2 separate regions of the Homo sapiens genome follow, and region 2 is linked to region 1. The links are chromatin loops, found by intact Hi-C in ENCODE. Cell type or tissue: right lobe of liver. All regions are shown on one strand. Links, peaks and the distances in the headings refer to the core of each region. The heading gives the core; the rest is flanking DNA. Region 1 overlaps SHB (SH2 domain containing adaptor protein B). Region 2 overlaps LOC107987065 (a long non-coding RNA gene).

What was found. Peaks named below come from ENCODE experiments on the same cell type or tissue, not always from the same donor. Only the 100,000 strongest peaks of a DNase experiment are listed, where the experiment ranks them.
Region 2: a loop joins it to region 1, with 2.7 times the contacts of the local background. A loop is called at or near these places in 80 of 110 quality-filtered maps.

The regions. Positions count from the first base shown.
Region 1 is chr9:37,923,579-37,926,078 of GRCh38, reverse strand. All of the region lies in intron 5 of SHB (SH2 domain containing adaptor protein B), which reads left to right. Among named protein-coding and RNA genes, the nearest start is that of SLC25A51, 21 kb to the right of the region's middle. RefSeq lists enhancers at 2,473-2,500, 2,268-2,500. In right lobe of liver, for the core only: no CTCF peak of the experiment used is centred there; no DNase peak of the experiment used is centred there; H3K27ac peaks cover 194 bases.
Region 2 is chr9:38,347,577-38,363,937 of GRCh38, reverse strand. All of the region lies in intron 1 of LOC107987065 (a long non-coding RNA gene), which reads right to left. LOC105376040 (a long non-coding RNA gene) reads left to right here. Exons shown (of 4, transcript XR_929605.1): 4 at 9,006-9,045. Among named protein-coding and RNA genes, the nearest start is that of ALDH1B1, 37 kb to the left of the region's middle. In right lobe of liver, for the core only: no CTCF peak of the experiment used is centred there; no DNase peak of the experiment used is centred there.

The DNA.
Region 1 (2,500 bases), core at 1-2,500:
GCCTGACTCCCTTCAATTCCGCACAAACTTCCCTGTTTGCCTCCACCCTGTTGGAAGCAAGTACATGTCTGTGGGGGTGGAAGGGCCCTTCCCCATGCCAAGCATAGAGGCAGTGCTCCCAGGGATCAGAGTGTGAGCACTCGCTGCCCTGCTCCCCAAGGCCAAGGGACCTGCGACACCTCCCTCACCTGAGAATTATCTGGCAACTGATGGTTGAGTGCACTTTAAATGCACAAGCTCATTCTGTCTCTCCTTCCAACAACCTGGCCCAGGAATCTTCGCACAATGTAAGATTTAAATGTTTAAAATGGCCCAACAGCTTTGTGCCACATTCTTTGGGGTAATGGAAAATAAAGTCATAAGAAAGAGTAGGGGTAAAAAATAGCAAAATAAAATAGCCCAACAAGAAGAAAAGACGCAGCCACTTAGAGCCTGAGTAGGGAGGGGCAGGGCCAGCGCTCACATTACCCCTTCAAGAAGACCATGATTTTGCAAGGGAACTTGTCTCACTTTCATGTTTTATTTAGGCCTGGGCAGGGGACACTGGGCGGCTGAGTGGCCTCAGGAATAAGTCCTTTCCAAATCCTAAGGGAAGAGGGCTCTGGTGCATTCTTCCCTGTGGCCTCCCTGGGGGAGACTTTCTGATTTGAAAAGCGTGTGCCTGTGTACTCACCTCATAGGGATGACCCTCCGGAAGCTCCCCAGTCCTTCCCACTCTGCCAGTTCTCACTGGCTCGTCCTGGGACTGTTGCTGACTGGAGAAAGCATCCACTGTATCCAGCCTCAGAGTGGGCAGCTTCTCCCTTTGCTGGGCTGCAGTCAGGGACAAGGTCGACCAGCCACCAGCCTGCCCTGGGAAGCTTACGTCTGGAGGGGAGGATGCATGGGGCCTCATTGCCCCGGCTCTGGGCAGACCCTGGTGGGCGGGTGGATGGATGGATGGATGGATAGATGGGTGGATGGGTGATGGGCACAGTGCCCCAGCTGTGTGCCAGGCATGTATGTGTGCCCAGAGGCCAGAGGGGGCTAAGGCTCAGCCTGCTGAGAAACATCACAATGGGCTGACAGGATTCTTAACCTCCAGTTCTCACCAAGCTGCAGGGAAGCCAGATCTTGGGGCAGAAAGAGGCCAACGGGTAGCTGAGCAGAGGAAGATGAGGCTGTGGTGGGAGCTTCAGGGCCTTGAATGCCAGGCTTTGGAGTTCAACAAACATAGGTTCAAATCCTAGCCCTACCATGTCCCATGAGACACAATTTTCCTGAGCCTCAGTTTTCCCATCTGTAAACAGTGATCATTCTAACAACTTAAAGTTGTTTGCTCTACAGTTTAAATGAGATAATATGTGGCAACAGCTCAGCTCAGAGCCCAGTACCCAGTAGGGGCTCTTGAAGTACTGGGTGTTGTTATATCTGTTTTGGCCATGGGGAGCCTTAGATGGTTTTGACCTGAGGGCTAATGTTCTGGGGACATCTGGGTCAGGACAGCAGCTCCCCATGCACCTTTCAAGCTAAGGTAAACCAGAAATCCCCTCTGTGTCTGGAGTCCTGTAACTGGGTCCCACACATTAGTCCCAAAGGCCAATTTCCATCCTTCTCCTGCATAAATATTATATGCAAGTATTTTTAAGTCATTTCATCATGAAAAGAAGCGATTTAACATAACTATTACCCAGGATTCTTCATGAAATATGCATCAAGCAATTAGGTCTAAAAGCGAGAGGTGAGGCCTCGCACCCTGCTCGGCGGCCGGCAGCTGCAGGCTGAGTAATGTTTTATTAAAGCCCGTGATTGCGCTGCAAGGTGGGGCCTGTTATTAGCCCTGCGTGCCCGGCACATTTGATAATCCTGATGATGAGGAGGTGCTTTTTGTGATGATAATGAGCGATCTGAACGCCTGTGACAGCTCCAGCACCCCGGCCTCTGCCAGCCTTACAAGACTCATTAGACAGGTCACCCACCAGAGACACCTCTCATTGTGACTTTGCCCTCGCAAGATGTCCTATCAAAGGAGATGTGGCTGATGCAGGAGCTTGGCAGGCATAGCAGCCTGTTGAAGCTCCCCGGGGGCAATGCCCTCCCTGAACGACGATGGTGCTGATGACGGTGCCGAGGTGTGGAAGCCCATGCTGCCTTGAAGAAGGGTGGGAGGAGATGTGGCTCGGAGCCCGGCTCAGCTGGCTCGGGATGCGGGGCCGGGGCTCTGGGTTCACCTGCAGCCTGCCTTGCTGTGCGCCTTGGGCCAGGGTAGTGTACTCTCTGGCCTCAGTTTCCTCCACGGTACCCCAGGGGAGTGAGAGGTGACCCCCAGGCTGCTTGCAGCTCAGAATACATGCTGCCTGGAGCAGCCATACTCCTTGCCTGATGAACCCCTCTGTTCTCCACAGAAGTGCTCATGCTTCCTTTGCTCATGCTCGCGTCTCCTTTTGTGTGAAGGTGGGAGTCACTGAAGCCACTCCTGGCAGCTGCTTTTAAATCTTCAACTGTTAGATGGCATCTCCCT
Region 2 (16,361 bases), core at 7,658-10,157, 430 kb before region 1:
TTATAAGGGAAAGAGGGAGTTAGGAGAGACAGAGGCAGAGAAGGGGATGTGCAAACAGAAGCAGAGGTTGGAGTGACGTGGGTCCACCAGCCAAGGAATGCAGATCACCTTGCTGGAGAGGCAGGGAGATGGAGCTTCCCCTGGAGCCTCCAGAGGGTGCCAGCCCTGGTGACCCATTGACACTTCTGACCTCCACGAAGCCACCGAGTTTGTGGCACTATGTTACAACAGCCACAGGAAATCAACACAGCGTTTCGGGTGAAGGGATCCTATTTCCCAGACCAGTGGGACTTGGTGTGGTGCATGAAGGGCATAGCTCTGAATGTGAATTCCATGTTCTTGGAACTGGGCCCGACTGGGGCAATAGAGAATGCAGGGCCCCAGCAAACATGGAAGCTCTGAGTACAGTTGCTCCTGACCATGGTCTAATGCGTGTCGTCCACCTCCTCCCTCCTGGCTCACAGACCCACCCAGTGATCCTGCCTCTGTCCTCTCACCCCCGCATCATGAAGCAGCTGCCGGTAGGCTGGACCTCCATAGGGAAAACTGTTAAGTGTGTGTCCACTCCAGAAGCATGACCCTCCCCGGTTTTCTCAAGGACCGTCCTGAAAACTTCACCCTGCGTCTGATGACAAACCAGTATTGAATTTGGAAGCGATTCAGATCCTGCCTTTTTTTGGCTTTGTTTTTTTTTTGAAGGTGCTTTCCACTGATGTCCACTGGAGGGTACTGTGTACGTGTTTATAGGAGGCTCTGAACACAGAACTCAGCATCCGCGTGGCATGCAAACACTGAAGTAGAGAAACATGGACAAAGACATATCTACACACGTGTGCCTATGTTCAGACATATGGATGCACACAGACTCACAAATCATCACACACATAGCAGTCACACATATGCGGATAGATGTGTATATCTATATACAGTCATACGTCACTTAATACGGACGCGTTCTGAGAAAGGCGTCATTAGGCAATTTCCTCTTTGTGTGAACATCGTAGACTGAACTTACACAAACCTAGATGGCAGAGCCTACTACACACTGAGGCTGTACGGAATAGCCTATTGCTCCCAGGCTACAGACCTGTACAGCAGGTACTGTGCTGAACACTGTAGGCAATTGTAACACAATGGTAAGTATTTGTGTATCTAAGCATAGCTAAACATAAAAAAGGTACAGTGAAAATACCATATTATAATTTGGGCCACTGTCGCATATGTGGTCTGTCATTGATGGAAACTTCATTATGTGATACATGACTATGGAGGTACATAAACACGAGCAAGTACGCACGCAAACATGTACTCATGAATACAGTCACGGTGCCATAAAACACACACACAGAGGTGCACGAAGCACATATCCACATACATGGTAGATATGTTCAGATACACACAGGTTTACATAGGTTCATCTACACACACATACACATACACACACACACACACACACACACACGCACACAGACCATTAATCCATACATGCATGTAGCCGATTATCATTGGCAGACAAACAGCCACATGCAGAGTGTCATGAATACACATTCTGACATGCAGACTTAAGCATAAAAACATAGACATGCATCCGTGGCTAAACACCAACACGTGTGCACATACGTGTACTCCCTGGCCTGGGCCTTTGCTACTTCACTTGTTCAAAAAATGCAATCCCTTGAGGGATGATTAACACTGTGGTGTTTTCTAAAGAAAACAATGGAAATGTCAACTTCATTGTCCCTATAGAACTGTTTTATTTGTTAAATGTTAGTGAAAGGCATTTCTAATAATGTACTGAGTCTTTTAAGAGAAAAATAGTAGCCCTGCTCTGACAAAGCAGAAAACCCAAACCATAGTTTCGCAAACACCTAATTAACACATGGAAGGCTCAGAGCTACTCTAAAAGAGATTCTGTTTTTTTTTTTTAAAGTGGAGAAATTTCAGATTCAGATAAAACCAAAAAATTATGTGAAGTTGAAGAATTGTTAGGTCCAAACAAGTCCTTCCTTCTCAGAAAGGGTGATGATAAAGAAACATGGAGACTTTGCAAATGATTATCAGATGGCCAGGCCTGGAAATTTGCCTTTGATAAGACAAAGACATTAAAATAAAGGAAAACATGAAAGGAGAGAGAGAGAAAAGGGCCTATGAAAACAGTTGACTCTATAATAACATTGCAGAGCTGAGAAAAGTCAGCTGTCAGAAATGCATTCCGCTTGGCAGCCAAGCCCTGCCATGAAGTGCGAGTGGAGCACACTCCAGCAGAGGATCCAGGGGGTGTGAGCAGCTTTGCATGGACACACGCTGTTTATTGCTCGCCTCTCTTCACAGGATCCTCAGAAGGCAGGGGAGGATGCTCAGGGTCTGGGCAGGACACCCAGGTCCAAGTCCCATTTCTGCCACCCCCATAGCGGCTCCCTGCTCATCCCTGGGTCTCGGTCTCCCTAGGTATACAGTGAAGAAGTTGCCTTCTCTAATCGCTAAAGTTCCTTCCTCCTCTGACACTATCATTACCAGCTCCCTGCACCTCTGACACCCCACTGCCTCTGGTGACCGGAATCATTGCAAGTGGCTCTGTTTGTGCATTTAACAAAGTGCTGGTTCCAGCCCATCAGCTCAATACCAGCGAACAATAGCTCAGGAATAGATAAAAGGCATTCATCAGGCAGCCAGGCCCAATTATCATGTCACGCTGAATGAATGTATTTTAAAATCTTTTCTGACAAGAAAATGTTCCATGTAGGTACCTTCAAATTAGCTGGAAAATCCAGAAAATTTGCTATTAGGCCTTCTTTGAAGAACCTTTATTCCCCCCCACTGTTCCAGAGGAATTCCTTGGATATTATTAATTCCTTCCAAGAGTGTGACCTTGTGCCTCCTGCTGGGACTGAGACACTTTTCCTGTCTGCTCAACTCCACGGGAGCCATTGCAGATGACACACACATGGCCCGAATGGGAGATCACCTGTCCATCAATTTCAAGTGTCTGGGCGCTAGTGGAAATTCTGTTCAGTTTTGCTCCACCAGCATTTGCTGAGCATCTGTTGTGTGTCTATGAGCCCTGCAATAAGAGCTGAGTCCACCCAGCTCTTGCCCCTGAAGGGAGACTCCACTAAAGGGGGCATGCTTACAAACAGATCAGTGTCAGGGGGAGGTCATGTACCAGAGCTGAAAGCCAGACAGACTTCATTTTGAAGCCTGATTTCGTCACTGGCTGTGTAACTTTGGGCAGGGGACTTCACCTCTCTGAGTCTCACTTTCCTCACCTCCAGAATGGGGGAGAAGCACATAACTCTGGGGGTTGTTGTGAGGAGGGACAGTTTCAGGGGAGGCAGGCCATCCCTCCCTTTGACCCACATCGTGGTCAAGGCCTGGCACCCCAGCCTTTTCCCTGGCTCCCTGGGCTGAAGGGTTGTTTCTGACCTCTTCTCCACTCACAATACAGCAATCTTTCTGCGGCTTTATCTTCAGCTTCATGGTGCAGATGGTTCCATTTGGCTGTGGCCTGGGAGAAGAGATTTCTTTGGCATGGTGAGAAATTGTGTCAAATGTAGAGCTACCTGGAACTCGTGGCTCTGGTGTGGAGATCTGAAAAGGCAACGGCAAGCACTTGGTGGAAAAGAGACTGACTCAGGGTATTAATTCCCAAGTGAATACAGAACAATCTGCTTGCATCTTCATGTGACTGTGGGTTTGTGCAGGAGCAGTTGCTAACTATGGGAGATTTCTCATCAACCCACAGAATTCCAGGGCTGGAGGGGGATCTTAGAGGCCAGCTAGTTCTTGTTTTACAAGTGGGGAAACAAGTCCAGAGAGGGGAAGGGGCCTGCTCAACAGCAAACAGTGAGCCATGAACAAGTTGGGCCTGGATCCCAGATGTCCTGTGCCCTTGGCCTCTGTTCCTCTTTTGATCCTGCTGTGCCGCAGATCACCACCTAGAGGACTGGGATTGGGCTCCTCTTTCCAGCCTTCCTCCTGGCCCCAGTCCCCTTGGTTCTGCCCTGCCCGAGCCTACAGACTCTTCTTGTTCTCAGCCGTGGGACATCTCAGGTTCTTCAGTGCCTTAGTGTGGAGTTCCTGCCTCCACCAGCCCTGGGGACCCCCAGGCCTCAGGAGAAGTCCACACATTCCCACTGGCACCTCTTCAGTGGGATTACTCCCAACTAGTCAAAGTTGGGCTTTGTGGATGATGGAATCACAGAGTGAAGATTTGACTCTAAGTTAGCCCTCCATGAAAGGGGGAGCAATTACACCAAGAACAGATAAGTGGTTCATGCCTGCCATCCCAGTGCTTCAGGAAGCCAAGGCAGGAGGATGGTGTGAGGCCGGGTGTTTGAGACAGCCTGGGCAATACAGTGAGATTCCATCTCTACAAACAAATTTTTAAAAATTAGCTACTCAGGAGGCTGAGGCAGGAGACTTACGTAAGCCCAGGAGGTTGAGGCTGCAGCAAGCAGTGATCGCACCACTGCACTCTGGCCTGGGTGACAAAGCGAGATCCTGTTTCAAAAAAAAAAAAAAGCACATCCTCACTGTGGCTCTCCCTCCATCCTGCCTCCCTCCCATGCACCTCACATCTCTGGACTGTACTCCCTCGGCTGTGTTGACTCTGCTTTCTGGAGGACGTAGCAGGGACACTTTGTTCTCCCCGCATCAGAAAGGTTATCCTGAATCATTCATCTCACACCATTGTACCCCCAGATCACAGAGACGTTGTGATCCAGAGGAGGGCTCAGGGTCCCAGCCAGGCAGATCTGAGTGCTGGCCCCACCCCCGGCTGGCTCTGTAGACTGAGGAGGTTGCAGAGGTGGATACTGGGGGGCAGCTTGCTCAGCACCCTTCTGCACTGCTGGTTGGAGAGGCTGGAGAGCTGACCTTGTGTTTTCTGTGTTCTCCCCACTCTCATGCAGCTAGGGCCCTGGGGCATCAAGTAGACACACTCCTGTGAGGTCTGCAAAATGCAAGTGAGTCAGGGGTCACCTTCCTTTCTGTCTCCTTGGCTGTTCCCAGCAGTGGGCAAGGCTGAGGTTTTCCTGTGGCAATGACCCAGTGTCTGTTACCCACATCCCTGGAGCAGTCACAGTGGCAGAATAGTCTGAATGCTTCCTCTGCACATTCCTGGTCAGAGTGAAATGAACAAAGTCCTATCTGGAGAAAGTACCAGGCAACACATGCTCAATTAGTAACTAGGAGGATGCAGATAGATGTTTTCCTTTTCCTAAGGAACCGCAGCTGAACTGGCCCTATGACTAGGGTGACTGCAAAAGTAAACACGAGCCACTTATCCCTTTTTTCTAAGAGACGGAGTCTTGCTGTGTTGCCCAGGCTGGAGTGCAGTGATACAATCATAAGCTCACTGCAGCCTCGACCTCCTGGGCTCATGTAATACTCCTGCCCCGCCTCCCAAGAAGCTGGGACTACCAGGACGTGCCACCATGCTTGGTTAATTTTTAAATTTTTTGTAGAGATGGGATCTCACCATGTTGAACTCCTGAGCTCAAGCCATCCTCCTGCCCTGGCCTCCCAAAGTGCTTGGATTGAAGGCATGAGCCACCACGCCCAGCTGATGCTTTAAAAATCTTAACTAAACCTGAACCTGCTTCCTCTGAGCCTCGTGCTTCACCCTTTACGAAGTGCTTTCTCACGCATGACCTCATGTGCCCCTCTGTTCAGCTGGGAGGTAGCAAGGGTGGGGAAGGATCACCATTCCCATTTCCAGAAGAGGCAGCATCAAGCAGGACCAGTGGAAGGTGCTGGGGTCAAGGTGTCAGGCCGAGCTGAGTATCAGCTGCATGAGGACCTGGGAAGGGGTGCTAGGGCCAACAATCCCAGAGCCCAGGTGTGGACTAAAGAGTCATCCAGACTAAGATACCCCTCATGTGCCTTTTACTACTTCTCTGCTTCCATAGAAACCTGGAGACTTGGGGATTATCTGTGGGGAGGTTCTAGCTTCCCTCCCACCTTCATAACCACACAGGGCCTGGGGACCAGCTTCATGTCAACAAGCCAGACAGTGGAATCTTCACTGCCAGTGCTGTCCAGTGAGGTGGGGTGGGCTCTCTTTGATCTGGGTTCACATGAGTGCGGGAGGAAGAGAAACAAGGCTGGCAAGGCGGGTTGCAGTGAAAGGCCTTGATGACAAATAAAGCAGCTTCGTATGACCTTGCAGGAGGGGGGAAGAGAAGAGTTTAAAACCTTGTGACCTCTAGGTAAGCTGCATGTTGGGAAGGGCACAGATGAGATGAAATCCATCCATCAAACAACCACTCAGTGAGCAGCAAGTCCAGATGGGGCCTGTGCCAGGGTGGGCCAGCACACAACAAGTGGGAGACCAGGAGAAGTCTCTAAAGCAGAAGGAAGAGACCAGTACCCAGGCTCTGGGCCAGGCACAGGCTGTTCACAGCTGGATGTCTCCACCTCAGACTGTATCTTTCGAGGCAACACCTTCAGAGGCAGCCCCAGAGGTCCACAGCTGCCAGCTTCCTCCTGTCTCTCTTGTAAACACAGATGTTTTATTACCTTGTCAAAGGAACGCTCTTACAGCTTGCCTTGGGGAAAACAGAAATTCAGCCCCTTCAGCCTCCTGAAAAACTGCCATTGTGAGGTCTCTGACTTGAACACAAAACTGCCGCCTTCTCTTCTTTGAAAGCAGAGGAGGGCCTCCCGTCTTAGGCCTCAGTTCCTTTAGATGGGAAAGGTAGGAGTTGGATAAGAAGAACCTCTTCCTTACAGTTTACCAGGTTATCTCCCCACTGGACTGGGGCCTGACGGCCTGGGCTGTGTCTCCCAGAGCACCTGCCAAGGTGTAGGCTCTCAAGACACGTTTGTGAATGAATGAATGAATGAATACATACATACCTGAGAGTGCCTTTTTGCTGTGTTGTCTTGGGATTTCAAAGCAGCCTGTGAAACACAACTCGAGTTGCCCTCCACCCACTGGAGGTGAAATTTGGTGGCTGCTCCAGGGTTTCAGGCTCTTCTTGCCACCAGGTTTAGGGTTGGCCATGAACTTCCCGCGAGTTATTTCAGATCAGGGACAGAGAGGGCTGGGGCTGCTCCCAAAGGACACATATTTCTCAAGGACAATTGAATCCCTCAATTCACACAACAGCTGCTGTCTGGTTTGATGCCCACTTCCCATCACATTCTAAATAATGATCCAGAAACCCCTGTTCCTGGGACCCAGTGAAGAATGACTGCTGAGGGCAAAGGGCAGCCTCAACTTAGCCTCTTGATGGCTGCCTCAGAAAGGCAGCTGGGATGCAGGAGAAAGAAGTAGACATTGAGCTGGGTGGATATGGATCTGTCTGACCCACCCCTGTAACTTTGGGATGCAGGCAAGTTCCTGGACCTCTCTGTCACTCAGTTTCCTCTTCTGTAAGACAGGAGGATTAATATGGATCCTGGGAACTGTAGGCTCAGAGTGCAAGAAGTGCTTGGTTAAGCTGGGTTCCTGTCCCTGGTTACAGCTCCCTCTAGTCACTGAGGGACCTTGGCAGAGTCCCTGAGCATCTGCAGAGCAGACCTCATCATATCCACCTCATGGAGCTGCAGTGAGGGTTAAATGAGATGATTTACATAAAAAGATTTGTAAACTGAGAAGTTTGTGCAACTCAATGGGCCTAATACTGTATTTTTAAAATATCTTCAAACAAGATGACTACATGTTCTACTAAATCGAAAGTGTGTTGGCCTGACTGTGGAGGTGATTTGAGTCCAGACCTGTGAGTTAAGTCACTTTCTCTCAATAAGTCAATGGCTGGAGCGTAGGGCATGTAGTGATAGTGGGAATTTGGGACAGTGGTGATTAGGGTGATAGGAGCTGATGCTAGAAAAACGGTGAATTAAGACAAACAGTTTTAGGCTTTATCCAGTAGGCAATGTGAAACATGGAAAGTCTTTCAGTGGGAGCAAGAAATGATCAGAACTGGCAAATGGAACATTCTAGTGGCCTGCATGGAGGATGGATTGGGGAGGGTGAAACTGGGGCCAGGGCAACTGATGCACAGTTATCCTGAGGTCCAGGAGAGGGATGGCAAGGCTGAAACAAGGTCTGTGTGACTCCGAGGTCCAGGCCTCACTCGTTAATTGAATATAGGATGGGAGACTTTTTACTAAGTGCAATGCTGAGGATAAGAGTATTAACCTTTTGTAGGAGGGGTTAAATGTCATGAGCAGGAGACAAGCATTGGTTGAGCATTGCTTCACCCCAGCCTCCCAGAAGGCCCCTCTCTGGCTTGGTAATGATTTCTTTGAAGTTACTAAACATGAACAGATTTGTACTTTGCTCTACTTGTTTGAGTGAATGTTTTTATTTAGGCCTTTATTTTTAAGGCCACTTTCTTCCATTTAAGGGGGCCAATGGCTTCCATCATGGAAGTAGCACTTTCTCCCCATAAGAAATGAAAATCCTGCAGGCCCTGGGTGGATGACTGGGTCTCTTTGTGGGGTGGTTTGAGCAAGGGAGCAGCAGGATAATGTCCGTGGGGCCAAGGCTGACCCCAGCCTCACTTTTGTCAATATATTCCCCCTGGTGTCCTCAATCCTGGCTCTCTGACGACTGGAGTCAATATCTACTTTAATGTGTTTTGGTCTCATTAACATGGACTGGATTAACCAGCCCGCATGGGCTTTTCAATTAGGAAGATAAATTTCTGACAGTGTTTACAAAGGGATTAGATACCTGCTTAGCATGTGACAGGCCTTGCCTTCTCTTCCTCCCTCCTTCTCCCCCTCCCTCCCTCCATCTCTTCCTCTCTTTTCTCCTTTGCTCTCTCCCTCATTCCCTCCCTCCCTCCCCTTCCTTCTTCCTCTCCCTCTTTCTTCCCTGTGTTCCATGAATGAATGGGCTTACTCTGTTTCCCTTTTAGGGATTGCTATGGTTTGGATCTGTGTCCCCACCAAATCTCATGTTGAATTTTCATACCTAATGTTGGAGGTGAGCCTGGTGGGAGGTGATTGGGTCATTAAGTTGGATTTTTTGTGATGGCTTTTCTGTCCTTCAGTCCCAAAGGTCATCTCAGAGCAGCAGCAGCAGCAGCAGCAGCAGCAGCAGCAGCAGCAGCAGCAGACAAGCTTTGAGGGGCCCAAAAAGCAGGCCTAGCACCGTCCCCTTGGTGCTGTTCTCGCGATAGTGAGTGAGTTCTCCTGAGATATCTGTTCATTTAAAAGCGTGTGGCACCTCTACCCTGTCTCTTGCTGGCTTCTCCTCCCACTGTGTGACGTGCCTGCTCCCCCTGTGCCTTCTGCCATGATTGTAAGTTTCCTGAGGCCTTCCCTGAAGCTGAGCAGATGCCAGCATCCTGCATCCTGTAAAGCCTGAAGAACTGTGAGCCAATGAAACCTCTTTTCTTTATAAAATACCCTGTCTCATGTATTTCTTTATAGCAATGCAAGAATGGCCTAATACAGGGATATTTGGCTAGATGGGCTGGTATGAGTAGACATGTGATTAATATCATTTAACCATCCTAGGTGACATCATTCCAGCTGCCCAGCTCTACTCCAGCCTTTGCTTGCACACCTCCAGCCCCTGAAAGCTCACTACCTCAGGGGCCAGCCCATGTCACTGACCACAAGAAGGCTCTTCCCTGAGCTGAGCTGCCACCTGCCCCCCAAAAGAGTTCCATCTCATGTGCTAGGCCTGCTTTCTGGGACCTCTCAAAGCTTGTCTGCTGCTGCTGCTGCTGCTCTGAGATGACCTTTGGGACTGAGAGACAGAGATCTCATGCCTCCCGGGGGTCTCCCTCTGTGCTGGACAGCGCACCCCTCTCAATGTCTCATCCTTTGCAAGGAGGCACCATTTGCGTCATACAGTCACATGTGTATAGTTTCCATCATGCTATAAATAGCCTTTTGTGCTCCTTTTTTAAATTAAAAATACATTGTAAACATTGTTCCACATGCTATGCCTAATCCTCAAAACACAACTACCCTTTTAAGCACTTCAGGGTATTCTGTGTGGAACCTCATGGATGGCTTCCCCATCTTCCACTGACGCATGCATACCTCGCTTTTCAAATGTTTTCACGGCATCTTTGTTGATTTGGCGTTTTCCTCCTGTTGAATAATCTCCTCAGGAGAAATTCACATTAGTGAGATGCCTGGATCATTTATCTTGATTTGACTTTTGGTACATATTATTAGATCGCCTTGCAAAATGTCTGCTACAGGATAAGTTTTACCTCCCCAGCGGAGTGTATCACTTCAGCTAGAAACTCATTTTAATATACATATTTTTTTATTTTGTGGGAATAAAGCCATCTCGAGGTTGTTTTAATTTGATATCTTGCACCGAGGATTAAAGAAAAGTAAAGCAAAAGAGGGGGGAAAGACATTTTTCTTTGTGTTGGATTGTTATTTGTCTTTCTCCGGTGTGAATTGTCTGTTTGAACCCTTTGCTCATTTACATATTGGGGTATTGATGTTTTGCTTACAAATTCCAGTGAGCTCTTGAATTAAACCTTAGTCTGTCCTTAGACTAAGGTTTCTCCCTAGAACTTTCACTTTTATTTTAATCATGTTGCTCTTCCTGTTTTCTGCCTGGGGGAGCCCACCATTTAGGACTAGAAGACAAGCTTGGGCACTGACTGCCCAGCTCCTACAACTGGCACCACCGAGGTCCCAAAGAAGAATATTAATAAAAGCACTGTACTGGATGCTCTGGGTATATCTCTTCTACTCCTCAAAGTAACCCTGACAGGACATTGTGCCTATGTTACAGATGTGGAAACAGGCTCAGAGGGGTGGCGCGTGTGCTGCAGGTCTCACAGCAGGCACACCAGAGGTGGTGCAGGTAAGCATTGTCTCTGGGTTTGTTATCCTTTTCCACAATACCAGCAGCCTGCGGAGGAGTAAGAAAACATCTGCTGCCAACATCTCCAGGTTTGTGACTTCAAACTCCCCTGGCAGAGGAGGGAACTACCATATTTGGGGACAATTTACATCAAATTACCATGCACCAGCCAACAGCTGCCGCCTGGAGCGGGAGGCTGGCTGCACAGAGCCATCACATTTATACACATGATAATGAAAACCCGCACGCGGGCCTCCACGTTCTCCCATAAATATGGTCATTATGATCTTGTTGGCATTGCTTGTTGAATTCCATCTTGCAAATTGTTTCCTGGTTGCCTAGGGGAGCTGACTTGGGCTCTTCTCAGTCTCCTTTCCTCTAGACATGACAGTGTTTGGGGTTTGCCCACTGTCCTCAGACCATCCTCTGGCACAATTCTCAGGACAGCCTCCACCCCATGCTATGAGCAGTCAGCAAGTTCCCACTGTGTGCACCATGCGTGGGACTGATTGCAGAGAGCCGCAGAGCTGAGAGGGCTCTCAGGGCAGCTGACAGGCCCACTCCTGCATTTTACAGACTGACAGGATACAGGACAGGAGTGGGGTCAAAGTCCAAGATTAAAAAGGACCCTTTGCATACCCTCCCTGTGCTGAACCCTGGAAGGGTAGCACACAAACCTCCCCAGGGCACCCAGGGCTTAGGCAGGCCATGGCTCAAAGTCCGCACTGTAAATAATAGAAATCTTTCTCAGCTAGCTGGAGGACAGGGAGTGGCAGTGAGGAGATTTGTTACAAGGAATCTCATGAAATCCAGGGGCTAAATTGGGCCACATCTCCAGAAGGACTAGAAACAGGAAGTGGAAAGCCAATAGGAAAGCAAGGCACCCTCTTCAGCTCTTGTCTGCTTCCCTCTGCAGAGGGACTCCGATCTCCTGTCTTTGAATGAACATCCCCTGTTCCTCCCTGTACGTGGTAGAACATGGACACCCCAAGTGTCATGTTTCTATGTGACAAGTCCAGCCATCCACAGGGTGGCTGTCTCCGGCGTCCCAATTCTAAATTACCAAAGAACTGAAGAATGGGCTCTAACGGGCTCATCTTGGGTCAGGTGCTTACTTCTGGTGCCATCACCTGTAGCCAAGAGGGTCAGCTCAGCTTCTAACACATGGCAGCTGACAGCCCATCCTTGTGGGCAGGACTGCAAGATTACAAGGAAAGGGAGCTGAGAAGATGACCAAATTGGCTTCTGCCATACCTTCAGCCTAGTACTATTTTTGAGACACGGTCTCTCTATGTTGCCCAGGCTGGTCTTGAACTCCTGGGCTCAAGGATCCTCCTTCCTTGGCCTCCCAGAGTGCTGGGACTACAGGCATGTATTAGTTCATTCTCACGCTGCTAACAAAGACATATCCAAAACTGGGTAATTTATAAAGGAAAGAGGTTTAATTGACTCACAGTTCAGCATGGCTGGGGAGGTCTCTGGAAACTTACCATCATGGCAGAAGGGGAAGCAAACATATTCTTCTTCACATGGCAGCAGGAAGGAGAATGAGTGCTGAGCAAAGGGGTAAAAGTCCCTTATAATACTATCAGATCTCTTGAGAACTCACTCACTATCATGAGAACAGCAGCATGGGGGTAACTGCCCCCATGATTCAATTACCTCCCACCAGGTCCCTCCAACAACATGTGGGGATTATGAGAACTACAATTCAAAATGAGATTTGCATGGGGACACAGCCAAACTATATGAAGGCATGAGCCACCACACCTGGCCTAGCACTTTTTTAATAATTAAAAATTTTCCTGAGATAACTGTAGAATCACATGCAGTTGTAAGACAGAATGCAGAGAGAACTCTTATGCACTTTGCCAAGTTTCCCCTCAATGGTGACATTTTGCAAGACCATAGTATAATATCACAATCAGAATATTGATATTGATAAAAGCCACACATCTCATTCAGATTTCACCAGTTTTACTTGTACTCAATTGTGTGTGTGTGTTAAGTTTTACACAATCTTATCCCCTGGGTAGATCTTTGTATGGGATACAACCACACCATAGTCAAGATATTGAACGGTTCCAACACCACCAAGATTCCTTGTGTAGCCCTTTGTGGTAAGCTGAATAATGCAACTACCACTATCCCCCAAGAGATACAGGTCCTAATCCCTGGAATCTGTGAATGTTATAGGGACTTTGCAGATGTACTTAAGTTAAGGATCTTCAAAGGGGGAGATGATGCTGCTGGATTATCCAGGTAGGCCCTAAAAGTAATCACAGGGGTTCTTGTGAGAGGGAGGCAAGAAGGTCAAAGCAGGAAGTAAGAAATGTGATGATGGATGCAAGAGGCTAAGGTGATGCAAGGAAGAGGTCATGAGTCAAAGAATGCAGACGGCCTCATGAAGCTGAAAAAGGCAAAACACAGGTTTCCCCCTGGAGTCTTCAGTGGGACTGCGGCCCTGCCAACACCTTGACTTTAGCCCAGTGAAACTAATTTTGGACTTCTGATCTCCAGAACTGAGAGAGAATACATTTGTATTGCTTTAAGGCACTAAGTTTGTGGTCATTTATTACAGAAGAAATTAGAAATTAATATACCCTTTTATGAAGAATTCAGCAAAGTTTTTGGATACAAAATCAATGTATACAAATCAGTAGCTCTTCTATACACCAGCAATGACCAAGCTGAGAATCAAATCAAGAACTCAACTCCTTTTACAATAGCTGCAAAAATAAAATAAAATACTTAGGAACATACCTAACCAAGGAGGTGAAAGACCTCTGCAAGAAAAACTACAAAACACTGCTGAAAGAAATCACAGATGAAACAAATGGAAACACATTCCATGCCCATGGATAGGTAGAATCAATATTGTGAAAATGACCATACTGCCAAAAGCAATCTACAAATGCAACACAATTCCCATCAAAATACCACCATCATTCTTCACAGAATTAGAAAAAAAAATCCTGAAATTCATATGGATGAAAAAAGAGCCCACATAGCCAAAGCAAGACCAAGCAAAAAAGAACAAATCTGGAAGCATCACATTACCTGATTTCAAACTATACTATAAGGCCATATTCACCAAAACAGCATGGTACTGGCATAAAAATAGGCACATAGACCAATGGAACAGAATATAGAACTCAGAAATAAACCCCAATACTTACAGCCAACTGATATTTGACAAACCAAACGAAAACATAAAGTGGGGAAAGGACACCCTATTCAACAAATGGTACTGGGATTGGCAAGCCACATGTTGGAGAACGAAACTGGATCCTCATCTCTCACCTTATACAAAAATCAACTCAAGATGGATCAAGGACTTAAAGACCTAAAACTATGAAAATTCTGGAAGACAACATTGGAAAAACCCTTCTAGACATTGGCTTCGGTAAGGATTTCATGACCAAGAACTCCAAAGCAAATGCAATAAAAACAAAGGTAAATAGCTGGGACTTCATTAAACTAAAGCACTTTTGCATGGCAAAGGGAACAGTCAGCAGTGTAAACAGACAACCCACAGAGTGGGAGAAAATCTTCACAATCTATTCATCTGACAAAGGACTAATATCTGGGATCTACAACAAACTCAAACAAATTAGCAAGAAAAAAACAAACGATCCCATCAAAAAGTGGGCTAAGGACATGAATAGACAATTCTCAAAAGAGGTTATACAAATGGCCAACAAACATATGAACAAAATGCTTAACATCACTAATGATCAGTGAAATGCAAATCAAAACCACAATGTGATATCACCTTACTCCCGCAAGAATGGCCATAATAAAAAATAATAGATGTTGGCGTGGATACAGTGAATAGGGAACACTTCTACACTGCTGGTGGGAATGTAAACTACAACCACTATGGAAAACAGTATGGAGATTCCTTAAAGAACGAAAAGGAGAACTACCATTTGAGTTAACAATCCAACTGCTGGGTATCTACCCAGAGGGAAAGAAGTCATCATATGAAAAAGATACTTGCACATGCATGGTTATAACAGCACAATTCACAATTGCAAAACATAGAACCAACCTAAATGCCCATCAATCAATGAATGGATAAACTGTTGTATTATACACACACACACACACACACACACACACACACACACATATATATATTCCATCATATATATATGATGGCATACTACTCAGCTATAAAAGGGAATAAATTAATGGCATTCACAGTGACCTGGATGAGATTGGAGACTATTATTCTGAGTGAAGTAGCTCAGGAATGGAAAACCAAACACTGTATGTTCTCACTCATACGTGAGAGATAATCTATGAGAAAGTAAAGGCATAAGAAAGACACAGTGGACTTTGGGGACTCAGAGAGAAAGGGTGGGAAGGTGGTGAGGGATAAAAGAGCACAAATTGGATGCAGTGTATACTGCTCGGGTGATGGATCCACCAAAATCTCACAAATCACCACCAAAGAACTTACTCACGTAACCGAACACCACCTGTTTCCCAATAACCTATGGGAATAAAAAATTAATAAAAAAGAAATTAATATACCCTTTTATGACTGCACCCACCTCCATCCCAGCACCTGCCCTCCCCAGCAACCACTAATGTGTCTTCAATATCTAAAATTTTACCATTTCATAAATGTTATATAAATGGAATCATACATATGTAACATTTTGGAATTTGCTAGAGAGGGCCAAGAAGGGCCTCTGGAGCTCCAGAGAGAGAGAGATTGGGTTGGAGATGCAGGTTCAGAGGTGATGGTGTCCCATGGCTACAGGAGCCCAAGGGTGGCTGAGATTACCCAGACAGAGAAGGAGGAGGGACAGCAGGTGGGGCTGTCAACATTTAGGGGATGAACAGAGAAGGAAGATCCTGGGAAGGACACTGAGAAGGATCAGTTGGAAAGGGGGGTCGTCACAGGACTCACTGGTAGGGCTCAATGCTTGGTGGCCATGACATTTACTAGGGAGGACAGGGCATTCCTGACAATGCTGCCTTCTATGGGGTACATCCTGTGTGCTTGGCCCTGCTCTGTGCCCCGCTCAGTTCTTACCTCACCACCTGTGAGATAGGTTTTTCATTTTGTATTGTTTTGTTTTGTTTTTGAGACAGGGTCTCACTCTCTCAGCCAGGATGGAGTATAGTGGCGTGATCAGAGCTCACTGCAGCCTTGACCTCCTGGGCTTAAGCAATCCTCTTGCCTCAACCTCCCATGTAGCTGGGACCACAGGCACGTGACGGCATGCTTGGCTAATTTTAAAAAATTTTTTGTAGACAAGGTCTCATTATGTTGCCCAGGCTGCTCTTGAATTCCTGAGCTCAAGCAATCCTCTCCTCTATCTTGGCCTCTCAGGGTGCTGGGATTACAGGTGTGAGCCACTGCATCTGGCTGAGATAGGTATTATTACATCAATTTAGGTGAGAAGACCGGGGCTCTGAGTGGTGAAGGGACCTGCCAAGGACACCTGGCTGGTAAGTGGCAGAGTTGGGAATGGAACCTGGGCTGTCTCTCTGGGCTCTGGTGATTGTGTGTTAAACTCTTCTGAGTCAGAGAGAGTGGGGGCAAAAG